Regions from separate parts of the Homo sapiens genome. Here all the other regions are linked to region 1. Evidence: chromatin loops called from intact Hi-C (ENCODE). Cell type or tissue: Panc1. All regions are shown on one strand. Each heading gives the region's core, and the rest is flanking DNA. Links, peaks and the distances in the headings are about the cores only.

Region 1 (7,592 bases), core at 1,215-6,214:
ATATGGAAAGGTGCTTAACATCACTAATCAACAAGGAATGAAAATAAAAATCACTGTTAAATTTCACCTCACACCCAAAAGAATGACTATGATCTAAAAGGGAAGAGATAACACATATTGACAAGAATATAGAGAATAGGAAACCCTAATACATTGTTAGTGTGAATGCAGATATATATAGCCATTATGGAAAGCAATGTGTAGGTTTCTTAAGCAATTAAAAATTGAAGTATCAGATGATCCAGCACTGCTCCCCTCTCTTTCTTTTTCTTGGTATGTATGCAAAGGAGATGAAATAGTCACACCTAAAGATATCTGGACTCCTGTGTTCATTGCAGCATTTTTCATAATAGCCAAAATATGGAAACAAACTAAATGTCCATCAATAGACATTTAGTTACAGATATGTAGTATAAATGAAATGGAGTATTATTCAGCCTTAAAAATAAGGAAACCTGCCATTTGCCACAACATGGATGAAGCTGAAGGACATAATGATAAGTAAAATAAGTCAGACACAGAAAAAAAAATTGCATGCATGATCTTACTTGTATTTGGAATATTAAAAAAAATCTCAAATACACAGACAGAGGGGAAAAAAGTAGTGGTTTCTACGGGAAGGGAGGAGGGTGATGAGGAAATGAAATGAAGTAGGCAAAAAATACAAAATAGCAGATATGTAGCATGAGCAAGTTTAGAGAGCTAATGTACAACATTAGTGAGAACTAATGTTAATAAAATTGTATTGTATTAGAAATTTTTGTTAAATAGATTTTAGCTGCTCTTATCACAAAAATGTATGTGAGATGATAAATGTGTTAATCTGTTTTACATTAGTAACCATTTTACTATCTATATGTATCCCATAAAATCATGTTGTAAACCTGAAATATAAACATAAAAATTTATTTTTTAAAAAAGAGTATCTGATAAATATAATATGAAATAGCAAACAAAACATGACCTAAAATGAAGAACTAGGGAAGTGTGGTATCCAAGAGTATATAGACAAAAGTAGGAATCAATGGATTATATTAATAATCATAAGCCAGATGAAGTGATCAGAATATTCTCTGTTATTTTTGAGGAAATGTCCTGATATTCATAATACATGTCCATATTATGAAGGAATAATTTTTGCTTTCTAATGGTTTCTGGAAGATTCAGAAAACATATATAATTAGTATAGTTTATTTGAAAAAATGAAGAGTGATTTTCTGCCAAACCTTTGACTAACTTTTGCAGAATACTCTCATAATAAGCAGATATTATTGTTCTTTGGCCCTCCAGAGAGTAAACAAAAGAAATGCCATGAGCAGACCAAATAAATAAACAAGTAAAACCTGTTGTGATGACTTTTGCTCTCAATTGGTCCACTTTTGCTTTGACTGGACCATTTTTACCTCTTGGTAACCATTGCTCTGATGGTGCCTTATTTTCAGGATCATACCAGGAAAGCCATGTTTGATCTCTTGTTACAATTCTTTGAAGAAATGCTACAGGATCTTGATCCCATTTGTTTAAAATTTCAATGGAAAACTCTGTTCTTATGTGCAGCAGTTGATTTCGGTGCAACAATTTTAGCACCCATTGAGTGAAAGATTTGCTAAAGTTTACGTTTTCAGTTAGAATTGCATAAGTTGAACTAATTGAGATGTCTATGGTGTTGGCTACTATTCATGCTGCTAATTGTTGGTTCTTTTCAATTATGGCACAAATGAAATTATTTTTTTCTTCACTCCTGTAATCTCGGAACTTTGGGAGGTTGAGATGGGAGAACTGCTTGAGCCTAACAGTTCAGGACCAGCCTGTACAACACAGTAAGACCTTATCCCTACAAAAATTTACATAAAAATAGTTGGGCATGGTGGTATGCACCTGTAGTCCCAGCTACTCAGCAGGCTGAGGTGGGAGAAATGCTTGAGTCTGGGAGGTTAACACTACAGTGAGCTGTGATTGCACCCCTGCACTCCAGCTTGTGTGACAGAGTGATATCCTGTCTCAGAAGAAAAAGAGAAAGAGAGGAAAAAAAAAACAGAATGGAAGGTAAGAAAGAAGAAAGGAAGGAAGGAAGAAGGGATGGAGGGAGGGAGGGAGGGAAGAAAGAAGGAAGGAAGGAAGGAAGGAAGGAAGGAAGGAAGGAAGGAAGGAAGGAAAAATAATTTATGAAGATGGGCTGCCATGCAGGCTTTGTCTTAAAATCATCTTAACCCTTCTAAAAAAAGTTTTCTATCTGTAAACTGCTGATTTCTTTGTCTCCATAAACTTTTCAAAAAGCATCAGTGATTTTCCCATTCTTTAACCCAGGTTTAATGTTTATTTTTGTCTCAATTTTAGCAGAAAGCATGATGCTGTGATAGGGGCTGTTCTCAAACTGATGTCATCCTTCTTAATGCCTAAAACTAGGTCCCTTTAGGACACAGTAACAAGTGAGTATGAGTTTAATTTGGTGCAAAAAATATTGAAATCCATGCACAGTTTCATAATAATGTTTATTAAACATATGTTGATCCTTATTAACAGAATCGTTGTGATAGTGATATTTGCCCTTACTCTCAGCTTTGGCTAGGCCACAGAATTTAGACAACAAATTAGAGGAAACAGAAATAAAACCACACTTAACCGTGTCAAAGAAAAAGTCCCCTGTCTTGACAGTGCAGAGTAGAAAAATAAATTATGTAAGAAAAGCTTTACATGTTCTTACATCACCTGTATGTTGAAGAATCCCTTTTAATATATCCAAATTTGTTTTTGTCACTCACTGCCTTTTTAAAATATACTTAGTGAAGTAACTGTCGGGGCGTTTCTTCTCACTTATAAATACAATTGTTCTAGAGGCACTTTTATTGTTATCACAGACACAATTTAGTAATTAGAATGTTCAATCCAATATATTAATTTCAACTCTGAATTTGAATTTAATAGCATATTTCTAATCCATTCAAACCAGCCTGTTTTAAGCTGTAAGCCTTCAGGATTAAAAACGGGTATAGTGAATTTTTTATTTTTAAAGTTCTCTTATTTAAAAAAATCCCTCTCCTGCCTTCTTTTATAGACACTATTTTCAAATTAATGGCATTTCTTGTTTTAACTATCATTGAGCACTAGGGGCATGACATACATTTGGGGAGAGCTTCTTCTGTGAATTCTTCTGAGGTTTGCTGCTAGCCTCTTCTCTTTTGCCATTCTCTTGACCATGGCAAATTAACCTCTATTCTAACTGATCTTGACCACTCTTTCCCGAGCTCTGGGGATGCATCTTTAGCTTTTTGCTGCTAAGTTCCCTCCATGACTCCAGGTGGCGCTATTGGACAAAAGTCAAGATGGCTTGCTCTTTGCACAGTTCAAGTCCACTACGAGAGAACCGTAAAAGCATTCATTGTTAAAACACATCCAGGGAGTGCAGGCCCATCCCAAAGCAGTGACCTTCTCTAAAGAGATATATTAAGTCCTTTTCTCTTGTGCAAGGGTTCCGAGGTGAGAGTCAGACTTAGTTCGTTCTGCCTCCTAGATGAAAGAATTGTATATTAAGCTCTGCATAGATCTCTGTGAGAGTCCACACCCCAGAAGAATGTTTGAGTCCAGGGATCAAGCCCTCCTCTCTGTAGGAGAGGAAATGAATATCACATCATATTCTTATCTAAAGATATCTTCTTCCCAATATCTTCAATAAAAAAAACTTCTCTCCTTTTTCTTTCTCTTGCCTTTCTTACATACTTGAGGTGAATGAATCCCAACCCTGATACCAATTGTATTATTATCTTATATTTACTTTGTATATTCCACACATGGTGATTTGCCCTGGAATTTTATATTTACTATACTTTTTAGATGTATAGTAAATATACATTTATAGATGTAGATGTACTATAGTAGAAATACATTTATATCAACTACACGTTGGAGTCATTTATGAAATCTCGAAATTAGTAAGCTCTTATTATAAAATTAACAAGCTGTTACTTACAAAATTTTAATCATATAATAGTGAAATGACACTGGCTTCATAAGGCATCTTGCATACTTAACTATATCTAGATGCACTTAGGAGAAGCATTTGAGCAAGAACATGCCAGGAGATTCAGTGAAGCATAAAAGAATCAGGCACAGGCCAAAAGAGACAATCTGTTTCTGACACTTACAATCCTGGAATAGGTGTTCTATTGAAAGAGAGCAATTCTGCTTATTATAAAATAGTTTCCTGCAGGACTTGTTCATTCATTTATTCACTCATAAAATAAACATAAATATCTTGTAGGTACCAATGACGGCAGTGGGGCCCATCTAGAGCAGCCACTGTGAAGATGCTGTCTGTGGCGGGGGAGGCCTAGTCAGGGCTGCGCACTCCAGCTGGTGGAGCCAGGAACAGGCAGAAACCCCTCCTGTTTCTGAGTTGGTGGGGCAGGAGCACCGCCCTCCTGGGCACAGATGCAGTCACCCAGCCGCGGCTGTGGACCCAGGTATCCCTGCACTCTAGGGGACCTGGGAAGTCCCCTGCCCCCCACAGATTCAGAAGTGCCTGCTTCCACTGCATGGCCTCACCCTACTCCCAGTGCCCGATTCAATTTCAAAGCAAAATTGAGGTTGAGTCAGGATGCTGTCACCACCCAGCCAGGTGTGCATGTGCTCAGGACAGCACTGACACACCAGCACCCTGTCACCTTCGTGCCCTCTGAGCTTTGGGCACCAATGACCATGGGAGTGAGGCTGAGGGGGGGGCTGAGGGCAGCTAAATGTGGGCATGCAGGTATCCTTCAGCACGAATAGCCTGGGAGCCACTGGCACTATGGATAGCAGGTTTATGGTCGTAGGAGGCAGACAGTCTCCAGGGCAAAAAGGGGCAGGTCCCCAGTAAAGCCCCACCTTCAAGCCAGGGAGGTACTGAAGCATGGGGCTGGGCTGCCAGTTCTGTGGACTGGAGTGAGAACTTACAGTGCTTTTACCAGGCCTGCCCATGGTCACCCATGGACTATGCAGCACGTGTTTTCTCCCCTCTGAAACCTGTAGAAACCCCAGAATCAGCCACAGGGAGATGATGAGATGACCTGCCTGTAAAAGGCGCTACCCACTTCAGGTCTCCTGAGAACTGTACTATCGCTTAATAAAATACCTCTTTGCCTAGCTCACTCTCCAGTTATTTGCATACTTCATTCTTCCTGGACATGGACAAGAATTCAGAACCTGCTGAATAGTGTGACTGAAAGAACTGTAACACAAACAAAGCTGAAACACACCCCTTGCTCACCACGTTGTGGGTGAAGAGAAGGAGAGAAGAGGGAAAAAGAGAAGAGCTGCAGCCCTTTTGGGAGCCCAGACATAGGAGCTCCTTGAGCCAGGGCTGTGACACCCCCTTTGGGGCAATGTGGTTCCTGGCATCGTCAAACTTCTGGGCACCACTGCATTGCCCAGTGCCAGCAGTGGAAGCTGCTTGTGGTACGCCTGGTCCAGCTGCAGCCTCACAGGGAGCTGGCTCCCGTGCTGGCACCTGGAGCTGTCCACCTGCGGCAGCCAGAGTGCCTCGCTGTGAGCCGCAGCTGGACCCCACGCTCGCTCACTCACTCTCCCCTCACCGCTTTGTGCCTTGCTTGCCCTTGGCAGGTGTGGGATCTGGGCCAGTATCACAAGCTGAGCACAGCCTGACAAGCTGAATGGGTAGAACGAGCCCAATGTGCCTGAGCAAAACTGAGGCAAAGGCGCCACCAGCTACGGAAGCTTCCGGCTGGCAAAGCAACACTCTGCGTATCCCGTGACACCCACCTGTATGCAGTGAGCTAACACGCTGTGCAAGAATAACAAACATTAGTCAGATTTAACAGAAATAGTGATATAACCTTTCTAAGGAAAAGTTCATTTGGTATCCTCCAAGCCTTATTAGAAAAGTTTAAAAGTAGCATTGTAAAATATTCAATGCAGGAGCATAATCATGTTTGCCTTCTGATCTGCTACTTAATGTTGGTTTAAGTTGCTTACAGTAAGTCCTAGCTATGATTTGAGATGTAAATTTTTATTCAGTTACTGATTTCCTCAGAATTTCAAATGAAAATTCAAGCCAACAGAAATAAATCACTTTAAAAATTATCTGAGCTTTTCATGGCACAATTTGGTGATCTCAAAGACATAGTCATAGCATTTAAGAGAAAAATATTTCACTTTCTTTCAGTGATGACAAATTATTTAATTATAAAGTTAATTACACAAAAACATGAAACTAGTAATCAATTCTCTAATATATTATTTATACAAATGCAATATCAAAAAGTTACTAATTAAGTATAAACATTAAAATATTGATGAATTAGATGATAAATTAACATAATATCATATTAATATAAAGGTTTGATGGTTTGCTGAAACTAAATCCCCACTTAAAACACAAAAACAGGCTGGGTGTGGTGGCTCACTTCTGTAATCCCAGCACTTTGGGAGGCTGAGGCGGTGGATCACCTGAGGTCAGGAGTTCAAGAACAGCCTGGCCAACATGGTGAAACCCCATATCTACTAAAAATACCAAAAAAAAGTTATCTGGCATGGTGGTGGGCGCCTGTAATCCCAGCTACTGGGGAGGCTGAGGCAGGAGAATCGCCTGGACCCAGGAGGCAGAGTTTGCAGTGAGCCAAGATTACACCATTGCATTCCAGCCTGGGCAACAAGAGCAAAACTCCATCTCAAAAACAAAACAAAACAAACAAAAGTGTTGCTACATTGGCGTGGGTTTTGTTGAATTTAGCATACTTCCTTTAGTGTCTGGTATGTGATGCTTCCATTCTTTCAACAGCTTTAATTTTCCTGTTCAAACAACTGAATTTATACAGTATTCAATGGGGTTCCATGGTCTTGGTGTAGCAACAATATATTATTTAATTATTTGTTGGCCTCTGTTTTTTCCACCTTAACCTGAAAACATAAAAGAGTAAAATGATTTGTTAATTCAATGAATCATAAACATAAAGGTAAATCCATTTACTGAACTCATACTATAATGCAGCCATTATAGTTATAATTGACTCTGTAGTCCTAAGTTAGTCATTGGAAGGATGCAGAACAGACTAGTACTAATTGTTTAAACCTATAATTGAAGTAGATGCGTATACTTAAAACTTTTTCAGGACAATAACTAAGAAGGAGGATAAAAAGGAAGAAGAAGAGAAGGAGAGAGAAAGAAGGGGAGGTAAAAGAAGAAGGAAGAGGAAACTTTCAGAAACTTTAGGAACATATGGCTCCCTGAGAGACAAGGATTTAGACATTGGGGTACCTTTGTACTCAGGTTAGTTTATGAAACAGTATTTTATTTTATATTAGGCTCTAAAACCAATGTATTTCTTTTTAGTTTTATGTTCTTATTTTGAGATATTTGACATATATATATGACATGTGTATAAGTTACAAAGCACAAAAGAGTGACTGAAGGGCTGGGCACAGTGGCTCATGTCTGTAATCCCAGCATCTCAGAAGGCTGAGGTGGGAGAATCACTTGAACTTGAGAGTAAGCTCTGAAAGTATCTCATCTAGATATGTGCTAAATGCAGGTACCATAGCTGGTCTGTTCAAATTCTACCTAATTACTTTTTATCAGATATATGTAATATTGAAAT
Region 2 (7,592 bases), core at 1,766-6,765, 360 kb after region 1:
GATGTGTGTGTTATTGAACATCTTAATGTTAGTGGGAAATCATCATGTGTACACATAAATATAAATCATAACAGCAACTCTGATGTATGCAGAAAGTTCATATCTTTCAAAACATAAAAATAGTGATACGAGTTCTCATGGTCAGGGTAAAATGAGTATATCATTTTAAATTGCATTGCATTATATTTTTAAATTTGTAATTAATATCACAAATAATCAGTTAATTTAAATTCCTTTTTAAATTATACTTAATTTGTTTACAAATGCAGAAGTTAACTATGTGTTAACTCTCATAATGCACAATAAAGATGTTGATTTTTAAGATTCTAATAGACACAATTTTCATTTTTGACATTTTAGCAACCATCTTAAATTACAGAAAATTATAACAACTTGAAACCATGTTCATTTCAACAGGAATAAATAGCATTGTTTAACGCTAAGACAATTGATGACAAAATGACAGTCAATAAAATCAAAGCACTATCCAAACCATACCTGGTGAATCTGTCTTAAGCAACATCAATCAAATAATGAAATACAGATTTCAAAAATGCCTCAAAATGCATAAGGTACAAGGAGATATACATTGACATAAACCTTATTATTTAGTTTTCTGGAAAAGCAAAGCAATAATTTTCTTAAAAAGTTGTTCAGCATGACTTAAAACTCATGTTTCATGATGCCAAATTAAGCAGTGGAATAAAATTTAAGCAGTTACATTTTTAGAAAAAATCAGAATTAGCAAATTCAGCATTTAAATCAGTGCACCAGGCAAAACATGAAATAAGCCATAATATATAGGAAAAGGAAATGAATAAAGTTAAAAGCTAAAATATTTGAATTGACTCACTCATACACCAAATTTGATAAATCAACCTAAAGGATTATATTTTTAATTGACCTAGTTGTTATATGAGATTTTAAGAAATAATTTTCTATTATACAATAAAATATAAGGATCACAGAACAAGAATACATAATGACATATCACAACATTTTAAAACCTAGGTGAAGTCAGTACATTTTTATGAGCATGGATTATTGAAATTCTCTGAAAAGAAATAAAAATATTGACGTAAAAACAAGAAGGATTTGTTTTTTGTTTTTTGTTTTTTGTTTAAAAAAAAAACAAAAACAACTTACCCCCAAACAAGTACGAGATCTAGTTAAATCCATGGATTCATAGGTATGACATTAGCTTTTTGACTAGGCTATGAATAGAAGCTAGAAAGATATCAAGAAGACTGTTAGCAGGAAAACAAAAGACACTAAGAAAATATTTATAAGAACCTGGAATAAAGATCACATATGTGACAGAAAGTTTATTTAGTAAAACTGTGCCCTGCGAAAACATGAAAAATAAAAAGCAATCTTAGATCTGGGAATCTAACTTGGGATTTCCAAGCAGAATATCAAAAGTGTCAACTGGTTTATTTCAACTGTATATGATAGGTGGGAATAGAGACAGAAATGTAGAGTAAAACTTGAAATATTTTACTTTAAGCAGAATTTAGCCAAAATATAAAGAAGCCAGCATTTTCTGGGATAGAAAATAAAAATGTTTTTCACTATAATCTTTCCATTTAGCAAAAATGTCTTCAAAGTAGGAAATAACATAATGGTAAAGTTAATATCCACAATACTACTATGGAAACAAAACCTCAAGGTAAAGCTCGTATCATGGGGGTGATTGTAAAGCCTTTGTTAAGACCTCAGAAAGACTTAAGACAGACTTTTGAAAACCATCTCGTCTAGACTAGAGGACAGTACATTTTTTGTAAGCCCCAGACAGTAAATATTTTAGACATTTCTGGCCATATGATGTCTGCAGCAACCCTCAACTCTGTCACTTTAAGGAGACTATGGGACTGGAGAGTATGGGAGAAGAAAGAAGTGAGGAAAGGAAGGAGAGGAGAAGAGAGTTGAGAACAAAACAAAACAATATATAAATTATGTACATTTCAGCATGCTATAACCTCCAAAAATTATTAAAACATATATTGCTCCCTGGTCAGCTTTGGTGAGGCTGCTTTAAAAGCGGGGGGATTAGGACTGGCACCAACCTGAGACAAATTCCAAACTCATCTTTACTTTGCCTTTTATCTTATAGTGCCTGGTCAACAGCCTGTATGAAAAGGTTTATCCTGAGCTACTGCAATCTTCTCCAGAATTCTCCTCCAGTTCCTAGCCCCTGGCATTCGCCTCTCTCGAGTTGCATGGGTCTTCTTGGTATAACTTCCTAGTTCATTTCAGATACTGTCTCCTGCTTTCAGTCTCAGGCTTTGGCTCACTAGTTTCCTTTACTGGACACTGCAGCTTCATTATAAGTCTTCTCTGGGATCAGAGGGACTTCATCGCCTGGTTATTTTTCTCTGCCCACCTTTCAATCCAGATATTTTTGCTACTTTCATATCCCTGACTTTCATCTCTCCCACACTTAAAAATCTGGGTAAATTTTTGCTATATTTCTCCCAATTTCCTGCCATTGCCACCATTCTCTCCTACCTTAGAACTTTTGTTTTTTGTTTGTTTTTGTTTTTTTGAGACAGGGTCTCCCTTTGCCACCTAGGCTAGATGCAGTGGTGCAATTACGATTTACTATAGCTTCGACTGCCCGGACTCAAGGAATCCTCCTCCCTCAGCCTCCCAGGTAACTGAGACTACAGGCATGTGCCACCATGCCTGGCAAAATTTAAAAAAATGTTAAAGAGTCTCACTATGTTGCCCCAGCTACACTTGAACTCTCAATCTAAAACGACCCTCCTGCCTCACCCTCCCAAAGTGCAGGGATTATAAGCACTGGCCAGTGCACCTGGCCTACTTCAGAACTTTGCATTCATCATTGGGACAACTATGATTTGGTTGTTTTTTTAATTGTTTGTGAGTACCTAAAGATGGTCACTCTCGGGAGATTGGGATGAATTATGAGATACATGTTACACTTCATTACTTTGTAGAAACTCTAAAAATTTTTTAATCCTATGCAAAATGTTTTGATGGAAGCCATGTGATTTTATTAAAGTTAAAGCTGAAGAAATAAACACATTCTCAAGTGCTACTGCAAATAATGTATTAAAGTTGAACATGGTTAAAATGTTTGCAGCCCTTAGGTAAAGTATTTAACTGAAAATAATAAAGAACTTGATGACAACTAATTGGCTGCTTTTTGATGTTATAAACCAAAAGACAATTTTTTAAGCATAAACTACACAACCTCAAACATAACCATGAGGATCCACTAACAATTCAAACGTAGCATAATGTGTTGTCTCCCGATCTTTATTTCAATGACATTTAAGATAGTAAGGTCTATGAGATCTGTAGCTATAAATATTTCTACATTTTAGTCTCTGAGGTTTCACTTTCTCAAAGGGAGTAAGTGGTTTTAGGAGATATTGCTAAGTGATATGAAATATCTGAACCACCAATTTTAACACAGAATTCTGAAAGTTCTTCATTCTAACTGTTGCTGACGTCTCTGCAATTTCTCCACTTTTTAATATCACAAGAGAAAACACAGGCTGAGATTGTTTTCTGCCACTATGCTGGTGGTCATAGTTTCAGTGTTACTGTTCACAAGACAAGAACTCTACTCTGGTGTCACTTTGCCATGTTCATCACCTGTAAATATTTTCCTTGAAGGGACTATTGTAAAAAATAAATCTACCCTTTCAAGTCATTTTTGAAAACTTAGTATGTGCTCATGTGAGACGGTTACGAAAATGTTCAAAAAGCATGGTATTTGTTTCTTCTCCAAGGATAAATCTCATCAGCTGTAGAGGAAGCATCAGTGTTACCAGCTGAGGGCGGCAGAGAGACATAAGACAGGTGAAAAGAAAGGTCATGTTGGGTTGTCAGTAATCCTAATTCTTTTGGAATTCAGAAATTCTGTCCCTGGGATCAGATGTAAATTAGTTTCAATTAGTAGTGACAGTGTCTAGAGTTAGTCTGGGAAGGAAAGACTTTAGCTCTCCTTCCCCCTTTGTCCTGCATTTATTTAAATATAGGCAATTGTGTTTTGGAAATCAATTTTACATACATTTATATGCAAACCCTTCTTAGATTACTTCTTACAAGAGTTTTGTCCTTCTGTAAAAATTCTGAAGTTTCCACCTCCATTGTTCCATTTAGGGATTACAATAATACAGATTACATTAATTTACAGGTGCAGTGGATTAAGGTAGCCCTTGGCCAAAAAATAAACTCAAAGATAGATGTTAAAAAAAAAACCCTATGTAAATTATCTCATCCACAGATACATTTTTTTAATTGGAGGCCCATAGCCTTCACTTTTAGAAAAATAACATGTTAAAAATAAAATACATTTTTTATTCAAATCTAATATTTACTTGATGAATATTAGTTTTTTCTTTCCATTCACTCCAATTCTATTATGTTAACTTGATTTATTTCATTTGTCTATTCTGATTTTATAATCCATGGTAATAGCTGGTGCTTGTTACATATATTTTTGGCATTTTATTTTCTATTGTTTCATATTTTATCCCAGATTCTTTTAGAACAATTTTGATTTTAAATATTTTCTATTTCTTTCCCCCCAGCAATAACAGAGCATTTGAATTTTAATCTCACTTGTATTTAACCAGAAGTTAATAAATTCTAAATATACTCAAGTATGATTTTAGATATTTCTTTAAGAATGCTCTTTTTATGTTATAGTTTTATCCTTACATTATTCTATTTTTATTATTAAGAATAGAATTTTTATTATCTTTAGGATTCCAAGGTGTGCTAATATTTTAAAACTTTTATTGATGCACAATTGATTAGTACATGTCTGACAAGCTTATAAATAGCTTAAGTAATTATAATAAATTGTTAATTTTTTATGCTGCTATTTTCAGCAAAGTAATAATTTCATTTTAATGGTTTACCCCATAATAATTATGGTTTACATGGCACTACAAAACCATTACATGGAATTCTTGAAGTAATTATAATGAAACTGTTGGTTGCCACTTAACATTCATTCTCTTTTTTCCTTTATAAAAGACTAAAACTAGGCCGGGCGCAGTGGCTCACGCCTGTAATCCCAGCACTTTGGGGGGCCAAGTCAGGTGGGTCACTTGAGGCCAGGATTTCGAAAGCAGCCTGGCCAACATGGTGAAACCCCATCTCTACTAAAAATACAAAAATTAGCCAGGTGTGGTGATGCACACCTGTAATCCCAGCTACTTGGGAGGCTGAAGCAGGGGAATCGCTTGAACCTGGGAGGCAGAGGTTGTAGTGAGCTGAGATCGTGTCACTGTACTCCAGCCTGGGCAACAGAGTGAGACCCTGTCTCAAAAAAAAAAAAAAAAAAAAAAAACACTGAAACTAAAGTTACAACAAAATGTGTTTTTTGTAGTATTGTTAAAAATAATAAACGTCTTAGATTTTCTTGAAGCAAGAGTGGCCAAGTAACTCAACTCTAGGTCATAATATTTATTTAAGAATACTGATGGAGGGTTCCAGAAAAAGTCTTTTACAAATAGTCATATTCGAGTGGCCTGACTCTGCAGTCCTGCGCCCTGTATCTCTTCCTCCTGTCTGGATCACAGAAGCAGCATCCATAGCCAGAGCAACTGTTACATGAAGGGGTTTTCTCTTGTTTATAGGTAAACACACTCCTGACTGATGAAGATGTTATCCTTACATTTTGTGTTCAATCATTTATCTCTAGGACTTGGAAAAAAAAAACATATTGGGCCTGGAATATGGATTTTAGAATTCCTGGCATTTCTTTTTCTGTGTTATTGCTTTCAAATTATTGAAGATACTGAAAAAAGCAAAAAAAAAAAAGAATAAAGAATAACTTAGAACATCAATATCTATGATTCAGATTATGAAAGTGTAGAGAAGCAGATGAGTAGCGGTTCTTTGTATTGTTTGATGATTGTGGTGTATCTTTTTGTTCTATTTTCTAACATAATTTTTGTTATTGTTTGTAAACTCTTTGTTTATAATATCCATAGGGCTGACTCCTATTCTAAAATCTTATTTTGGATACTCACTTCATTTGTTTCCTTATTTTATATCTTTATTTTTGGCAGGCATTTTCAATGAACATTTTAAAAATAATACCAATGCTAACAATTATAATTATTCCTCTAAGTATATTTGGCCAAATCTTTATAATTTTAATAAACTTTTTCTTACCCTTATCTAAATTTGTTATATTCTGTTGTCATATTACATTATATCATTTATGTATGCTATATACAGTATTTCTTTTATTAGCTTATTAGATAAAATACAAATTTACTGAATTACTTCTTAAATACTAAGCCATAAAATCTTAAAATCTTGTATCGTTTATTTCCAATGTATTTGTTCAGGTAATGTGACAAGTCGCACATAAAATGTTTTGAAATATATTAAAGTATTATTTGCAATTAATTTTACAATCAATTTCTATTTAAAATTTTGGGTTGTTAGGTCCAAACACTGTTTTCACGTAAAATTTAGTCTTGTTAATTATATTGTTAAATTCCATCATGTTCTTTTTTACTCTGTCGTAGGATATAAGTGCTATGTTAAAAATCTCTCACAGAATGTTTTATCTATTTCCCTGTTTTTTTCTTTTTTAAGACGGACTCTCGCTCTGTCTCCCAGGCTGGAGGGCAGTGGCGCGATCTCCGCTCACTGCAAGCTCCACCTCCCGGGTTCACGCCATTCTCCTGCCTCAGCCTCCCGAGTAGCTGGGACTACAGGTGCCCGCCACCACGCCTGGCTAATTTTTTGTATTTTTAGTAGGGACGGAGTTTCACCGTGTTAGCCAGGATGGTCTGGATCTCCTGACCTCGTGATCTGCCCGCCTCGGCCTCCCAAAGTGCTGGGATTACAGGCGTGAGCCACCACACCAGGCCCTGTTTCCCTATATTTTAACAAATTCATGGGTTTTTTTTGTTCTTGGCCCGGTGACATAATTTGGCCAATGAAGTGCAAGGAGAGGCTTTCAAGCTAGTTGGCAGAAGATTGAACAGGCAGCACTCATTTCTTCTTGCATAGTTTCCTCTGCCACAAGAACTGCAGTAGTCTACAGGCCGTTCTGTTGGCTTCCATGTGGAGTGAAGATCATGCGAAGCATTGGCATAGCTGGTCCACAATGGACGTGCAGAATGAATGAAATAATTCGAATTACTTATGGGGTTGTTTTCACTTGCAGCATATCTTACCTTTTGATAATTGGTAAAATAATTAAGTGTAGATGAAACAGATAAATGAGATGAGATAAAAAATAAATGAGTCTGAATTTCAGGGGAGATATATGGGTAGGAGGTATAACTTCGATGGTCAGTAACACAGATGGTGTTATCCAACGGAATAAGTGTAGAGAACAAGACAAGAAATCGGAAGACGGAGGTCTGGGACCCGCAACGTTAAGAGAGCTGAAAGAAAAAGAGGAAGCAGAAACAGAAATAAAAATGTTGAAAACAAAGAGGTAAATGGGAAACCAAAAGAGTATGGTAACCTGGGAGTTTAATAAAAAATGAGTTTCAAAGAGAAGGAAACCCTCAGCTACATCAAATGCTGCATATTGGTGGTGTGAAATTGACAATTGACCACAGGGTTTAGCAACTTGAAGA
Region 3 (7,592 bases), core at 1,697-6,696, 1.2 Mb after region 1:
GCTTTGCCAATAACCCAGTTGTACAATCCTAGGCAGTGGTCCCCAACCTTTTTGGCACTAGGAACTGGTTTTGTGGAAGAAAATTTTTCCACAGATGTGGTGGGGTGAGCAGAGGATATGGTTTCAGGATGAAACTGTCCCACCTCAGATCATCATGCGTTAGCTACATACTCATAAGGAGCACGCAACCTGCATCCCTCACATGCGCAGTTCACAATAGGGTTCGCCCTCCTATGAGAATCTAATGCCTCTAATACAGGAGGCGGAGCTCAGGCTACAATGCTGGTTCACCTGCCACTCACCTCCTGCTGTGTGGCCGGGTTCCTAACAGGCTGCAGACTGGTACTGGTCCATGGCCCCAGAGGTTGGGGAACCCCTGATCTTAGGCATGTTATTTGATCTCTCCAAGATTTATTTCCTTTCCTGTAATGTGGGGAAAATAATGCATCTCTCATAGGGCATAAAAAGTACAAAAGTACCTTATATAATGATAGACTCTTAGTAGATGTTCAATACAGGTTAGTTCTTTCTCCATTCTGACACTGACAGGTCTAATTACCCGTCATACTAACTAGCACTTGCGTGCCATTTCCAAGGGTACCAACTGCCCAAACTATATCATTTTATTTAATCTACAACACAGCCCTCAAGCTCTACCCGATTCTCCAAAACCTGAGTCCGATCAAGGTGAAGAGACTCAGTCAGTGATAAAGGAAGAAAGGGCAAAACAAAGACTGCAAGCCTACTGGTTTGACTCCAAATCTGGTGCTTTACTACCCTGGCTAACAGACCTCTTGTTATCCAGTTCTGGTCACCATACTGGTTAGAAATTAAATGTTTGGCCAAAATAGATTGGAGGGTAGGAAATGAAGCATATTGCCTGTTATCTTTGTGAAGTTTGCAGAAAAGCAAAACAGAATGAGGAACTGGAGGCTCAGGAAAATATTTTCTCTCTGGAGCTGTTAGGCATTTGTAACAAGTTGTTAAGGCAGCTTGGCTCTTACGACTGTATGGCTGGTGCCAATTTGGAAGCTTTTATAGGTCTCTAGTTCCCCTGATATTATTGGCTAAACCAATAAGTGGTTAATTTTTTTATGTAAAAAGAATTCTAACTCTGAAAACACTTGTGAGAATTCAAGAAACTCCGGAGTCCCACCTAAGGATTTTTTAGTGAAAGAATGAATTATGACAAAGAGAAATGCAATTGTGGACCATCATAGTAGCTGAATAAACATTTCTCAGTACTTAATGTCACAGAACATAGGAAGAAGTTTTGTGTTTTTGTTGTTGTTGCTCTTAATTGGGATTATTAAGGAGCAGCATAATTACGGGCTGAGGCTTTTTGCCCTTGGTGACGTAAGGGACTTTGCTCTCCATTCTCCTGGCTGGTGATTATCAGGCCAGTGACTTGGATCCTGGTATGACAATTAAGATTGAGTAGTGTCATCTGTTTCATAATTAAATTCTATCTTCCATATCCTTTGAATGCTGTATGGGCGTTTAATTGGCGGATGCTATTTCTGCTGCCACTGTGGCGTGTCTGAACAACAAAGTCAAAATAACAGTGATTCCGCTCCTTGCAGAATATCCCAGTTGAAGAGAATTTGCTTTCTCTTTGGCACAGAAAGAGCCCTGAAGTCCCAATTTAGACACAGCAGTTAAGAAGTTGAGGGCCTCTGAATTCCTGCAGGTTCTCACTCAAGGTGATATTTAGGGTCTACCATTGCAAATTAAAAGATCAACTTAACTTGCATGGGAGAAAAGTCATCTCTGTCCTGTAGATGACTTCTCCAAAGACATAGAGAACTCACTAGGGGATCATACACAGGTTTGTCTGTATAACCATCACAGGCAGAGAATATCTTTTTTTAAAAGTCTGGCTCATTTTCCTTCACTTACTAGAAAAAGAGTCTCTGAGAGTATGTATTAAAGTATTTATGTTAAACACCGTTAAAATACACTTCCAGTGTATTTATTAACAGAGAATTCAGAAGCATTAGGCCTCCTCTACAGATGTATCTTCCTGTTGCATCTTTAAGAAAGCAGCGGAAGATGTTTAAGACCATGAGTAATGTACTCAGTGAAAAATGAGAAAAGAAACTTATAGGCAAAGCAAAGAGAAACAAATCCTCCGTGCAAAAATGAAAATGCTATTTTTTTAAAAACTAACCTATGATTTAGAAACCATCTGCAGAATAATCTTGATTGTGTCCTCAAGTAGAACAACAAATCCATTGAGTTTAATCAAACTCAAAATAATTCTAAAGAGAAATTAGAGATGTATACAAAAGAAGCTAAACAATACAGTATAGCATCCAGGTAAAAATATTATATGCTAATTAATAAACAATTGTAGGGGACTTCATGAACTGTGAATGAAAAGATTAGTGTGAATCTTTATGCAAAATGCTTAAATCCATGTTAAGACGAACAAACTCTTTAAAATGTAAAACCTACACATATAAAAATATGCAGGAAACACAATATGCTCTTTTAAATATTCTTCTAATCACATGATTATATTTTAATTATAGTTTTCATTTGTTGAAAGTATATTCAAATGCAATATTTTTCTTTTCTTCTGGATAACAGTCTTCACTGCCTTATTTTCATCTTAGGGTGATTCAGCCTATAATGATTTAGAGGCCAAATGTTCAAACTCTTTTTAACAGATTACTCACGATGCAATTAAAATTAAATTATGTGCATAAAATTGATATTTTAATCAAATCATTGCGTATCTCCATAGTGGTTTAGCAATAAGGAGAAAAAGACTGGCCTGAAATTCCCAGGATTTTGTCTTCCTTGCCCTTTGGGAATTTCTTTCCTTTTTAGTATCCTTAACAGATTACTGTTTGGCGGGGTCAGAATTCCCATGAATCATATTTAAAGCAGTTCCAGCTTATTTTGAATATTTCATGGACGCTTCCTGTCTCAGTCCATTTTCTGTTGCTCGTAACAGAATGCCTGAAACTGGGTAATTTATAAAGAAAAGGAATTTATTTCTACAATTTGGAGAGCTGAGAAGTCCAAGGTCAAGGGGACATATCTGGTGAGGGCTTTCTTGCTGGTAGAGACTCTATGCAGAGTCCCAAGGTGGCACAGGCCACCACATGGCAAGGAGGCTGAGTGTGCTAGCTCAGATCTTTCTTCCTCTTCTTATAAAGCCTCCAGCTTTACTCCCCATGATAACTCACTAATTCATTAACCCACTATTTCATTAATCCATTAATCCATGCATGAACCTCTTAAAGGTCCCACGTCTCAATAATGCCACACTGGGGATTAAATTTCAACATAAGTTTTGGAGGGGATAAATATTCAAACCATAGCACTTCCTCTGTAGCTCAGCCTCTAACATAAAGAGATAAAAGGGCATTACCATGTCCAGTTTTAGACCTTTGCTCTTAGAAGAAAAATATTCACTTAAGGAGTAGAGTAAGCCTACTATAATTATGTTTCTTTTCAAATCACCCTGATTTGTTTCTCTTGTTCTGCAGGAATTATTTTGTATCTTCCCATTCTTGACCTCTATGTCAAGTGACTGTTTCAGACTTCACAACTTAGGCATCACCATTTAGCTTCTACTTCTGGTCTTACACTACTTTGTTTCTCACTCTTTAATTAGAAATGGTTAATTTGACTTCATGTCTTAAGGCAAGGAGAAAATGAGTCTTAAACAGTATTAAGCTCCCATAAATATTTCACTTTATGCTAATTCCTGTGCTTCCAGCTGAGCCGTTTGAAGTTCTCAAAAAAGTGTTTCTGTTCCCCTCAATTAAATACATAACTGGAAAACAGTAAAATAATTATCAGTTTTACTACCCTGCACTTTATTTTCCAAGCTTTCATTCTGGACGTTTTAAATTTTTCTTCCACATTTTTCTTCCACTAACCCAACCCAGTGTCATAGGTGCTGCCTCCAGCCTGGTTAGACTCTAAGACCCAGGCTTTGGAGGAATCTTAGAGCTCCCTCAAGTGGACATACGTTTAATGCACCCTTAATCTCTACAAAACGTTTTTGGCTGCACCCTCGGTCCAGGACAGGAGTATTTAACTGTCCCAATTTAGAAACATAAGTAGTTTCCTCTTTAAGCTAAAAATATTCTGAAAAGAAAGAAAAGTTCAAACAAGTTTGCAAAGCAAATGGATTTGAGTGGCCAATGAAAACATATCAAGTCAGGCTTTTTAGTTATTGGTTTTGCTTGTGAGAATGTAACTTGGAATTATTAATTACAATATCATCTATTCATTTGGATAAAATGTTATCTGTTGAGGAAATTATAAATGCAACACTTATATGGCACTTATGCTATTGCCACATGTACCATACACCAGGCATTGTTCTAAGAGTTTTCCATATATTAATTCATTTCATCCTCACAACATTCCTCCAAAATAGGTCCTTTAATACTCCCCGTTGTACAGATGAAGAAACTGAGTCACAGAGAAGTTAAATAACCTTTCAAAGGTTGCAGAGCTAGAATATGGAAGAGCCAGTGTGCAAACCCAGGCAGCCCAAAGTTCACTATATCATGCTGTTTCTTACCATGCAATGAACAACTGAATATACAAATACACACACACGCGTACATAGACATATCTCTATAAACACACTTATATATGCACATACGCCTTCACATGTTACACATCCACACACATATACACACAAATGCACACATATACACATACAGAGAGTATATATTATAAGGAGCATATTTTACACAAAAAAATAAAGTATAAAAGCTAAAAGAGAAGAGAGATAAATTACAAACATTTTAATCAAAGCTTTAAAAACTTTACTTATCCAACCTGGGCAACATGGCAATGCCCCGTCTCTACAAAAAAAAAAAAAATACAAAAATTAACCGGGCATAGTTGTGCACACCTGTAGTCCCAGCTACTCAGGAGGCCGAGGTGGGAGGATCGCTTGAGCCTGGGAGGTGGAGGTTGCCATGAGCCAAGATCATGCCACTGCACTCCAGCTGGCATGACAGAGTGGGACTCTGTCTCAAAAAAAAAAAACAAAACAAAAACTTTGCTTATCATATTTCCTTGTTATTGCTTATCATTACTCATTAAAATTTCTGGTCATCTCATCTCTTACTCTAATTCACTTACTCTGACCTTGCTTCATTAAGACCATTGAAAGTTTCTTTCCTGTGTGGCTACGACATTTGCTGTTTTTTCTACTGGAAACTTCCGCCAGTTCTTCCCATGACTGGCTCATTGTCATGATTCCAGTTTCTTCACGGAGAGGTCCTCCTTGACTTTATAAAACACCCACCGCCTCACTCTCTACTACTCAGCATCCCTTTACCCATTCCACTTTACCTCCATAGGCCTCACCAATGATTCAAAAATATATTACCTGACTATCATTCACTTGCTTCGAGTGTGTCTCCTCTACTAGAACGTAAATTCCATGAGGCAGGACATGTTAGGAACTCAAAAGATAATTCTCAGTGAATGATTGAATTATTACATGTTCCATTCTGATGGCTTTTGAACAAATGAAAAATTGTGATAATAGTCTATATCTCAAATACATTTTTTTCATAATGTTTTTCTGTTTAAAGTGTGTTCTTAATACTTTGACTAAGTATCAAATTTTAAAGTCTGAAAATATTTAAATGTGTAGCCTCATAACAATTGTATTTAAAGGTTTTTTTTATTCTTTATTAACATGTTACTCTTGCCTGATGTTGTAACAAGAACTGATGATAAACTAGATGTTTAAGTACATGCAAAAATTGTGCTAAAATAGTACCAGAAAAGAAAATTTGTAAATCTGTAAATTTCTATAAACTGGGATAAAATCTTAAAAGACTTTTTCTGGTTTTATTCATGGACTGTGTCACCATTTTAGAATCTTATCACATATATGGAGTGTATGTCTGCTAATTAAGTCATATTTAGCAAAACCATCAGAGATTGATAATGGGAAGGTATCCACAGAGTAACTACCCTAAAAGAGTGTTACTAATAACTAGATGCCATTTTCCTCATACTTGCCATTCAGCATCCTATACAGCTGATAGGTGGGGAATCCCATCTCCACCTCCACTCCACCACCAGGTTCTCACTGTAAATCATAGAATGTCCACATTCCTTCCTTTCCACTTCTTTGCTTCTCTTCTGTGACTCTTCTCACTCCCTACCACAAGTATTTCATCAGTTTTTATAAAAATAGACCTTTCTTCTTTTCTAGGCTCCAGACCTTCTTTCTTAGGCCTCTATTATTATATTGATTAGCTCAAATTATATACATAAACATATACATACATATGCATGACACATATGCATACATATATACATGCATGCACATATGCATGTGTATATAGGTTTGCACATATACATACATACATATATACTCTTTATGATATTGAAGCTACTTTAAAATTAATTTCTTGCTCTATTAGCCTAAGTAACTCAAAGCATCCTGTCCCCAAGCACTCCATTATCCACAAGTGTGTAATATGAAGGCCTCCCTGTGGGGGTGAGGGAGTTTGCCATACTGTACTCAATATCATCAATTAATAGATGGTTCAACCTATTTTAGATTTTGAGATACTGAGCGAGTTGCCAAATATCCAGCTGAGAAGACCATGGGGTAGAAGAAAATTTTTGAATCACCCATTCAATCCTAGATCCTACTACCATATAATCAATTTCTTTAGGGTTTAAATATATTTTTATGATACCATATAATTTCATCTTTTCTATTCCTTTTTCTTTTTTTTTTTTTTTTTGCCTTGTATGCCATTCTTTCAAGCCCAAAGTTAGAAAAATTCCATTTTTTTCAGTCAATCCATTACATCAGAGGCAACACCAACAAGAGTAATTTTGTGATTTGAGTGGCTTTTGTGTGTCCATAAGAAAATGTTGTTTTGTGATTTCATTTCAAACTCGACAGTTATATAGCTATCCTCCATTCTAATACATTTAGAGTCTTCTTCTATTTGATTTTTACTGTTCTCCTTTATTCTTTTGTCTCCAGTTTGCTCTAATGACAGTGAAAACTAAGTACTCATACAATTTCTCTGCAAGCAGCTACTGACCACGTGGCAGGAAACAGCGAATGTTATGCATGACTTACTACACAAACCCTTTACTTTAGAGAAACAAGCCCCAAATAAGTAATTTATTTGTAGCAATAAAACCCAAATGAATAAATCTTGTTTTCAGAGAACAAATGAAAGACAATCTCATTTCCAAACATATGTTCTGGTTTTTTAACCCCAAATGAAAGGCCAAAAACTGAATATACTGAAACACAGGCAAGAAGCAATACTTTAGCCACATTCTAGAATATTGTTTTAATTATGGAATTTAAATTTATTATAAAATAATTGTTTTACAATTTTTACAATTTTTCTTTTCCTTTGATCAGAAAGGAATTGTGGACATTTTGAGACATTCATTAACCATATTTGTATTAATTTATGCCCATTGTTTGTACTCATACGATTGATATTTGCATTTCTATTTGCTTTTAATTGCCAATAATTTATTCTTTTTTCCATTCAGTTTTTGAACTATAGAAAACATTTGTCAGATTTTTTAATGAGAACCAGATGCCTAAAAATATA

Evidence for each region. Hi-C counts contacts between places; a loop is a spot of excess contacts. Peaks named below come from ENCODE experiments on the same cell type or tissue, not always from the same donor. Only the 100,000 strongest peaks of a DNase experiment are listed, where the experiment ranks them.
Region 2: it touches region 1 in a loop (5-fold over the local background); 6 of 110 quality-filtered maps call a loop at or near these places.
Region 3: it touches region 1 in a loop (11-fold over the local background); 12 of 110 quality-filtered maps call a loop at or near these places.

Annotation. Positions count from the first base shown.
Region 1 is chr5:30,037,400-30,044,991 of GRCh38, forward strand. No RefSeq gene overlaps it. Among named protein-coding and RNA genes, the nearest start is that of LINC02064, 650 kb to the left of the region's middle. RefSeq lists an enhancer at 3,143-3,437. In Panc1, for the core only: CTCF peaks have their summits at 3,305 (motif pointing right) and 3,543; a DNase peak (open chromatin) is centred at 3,352; H3K27ac peaks cover 890 bases.
Region 2 is chr5:30,397,875-30,405,466 of GRCh38, forward strand. No RefSeq gene overlaps it. Among named protein-coding and RNA genes, the nearest start is that of CDH6, 790 kb to the right of the region's middle. In Panc1, for the core only: CTCF peaks have their summits at 3,797 (motif pointing right) and 4,009; a DNase peak (open chromatin) is centred at 3,797.
Region 3 is chr5:31,228,502-31,236,093 of GRCh38, forward strand. All of the region lies in intron 1 of CDH6 (cadherin 6), which reads left to right. Among named protein-coding and RNA genes, the nearest start is that of CDH6, 39 kb to the left of the region's middle. In Panc1, for the core only: CTCF peaks have their summits at 3,969 (motif pointing left) and 4,181; a DNase peak (open chromatin) is centred at 3,960.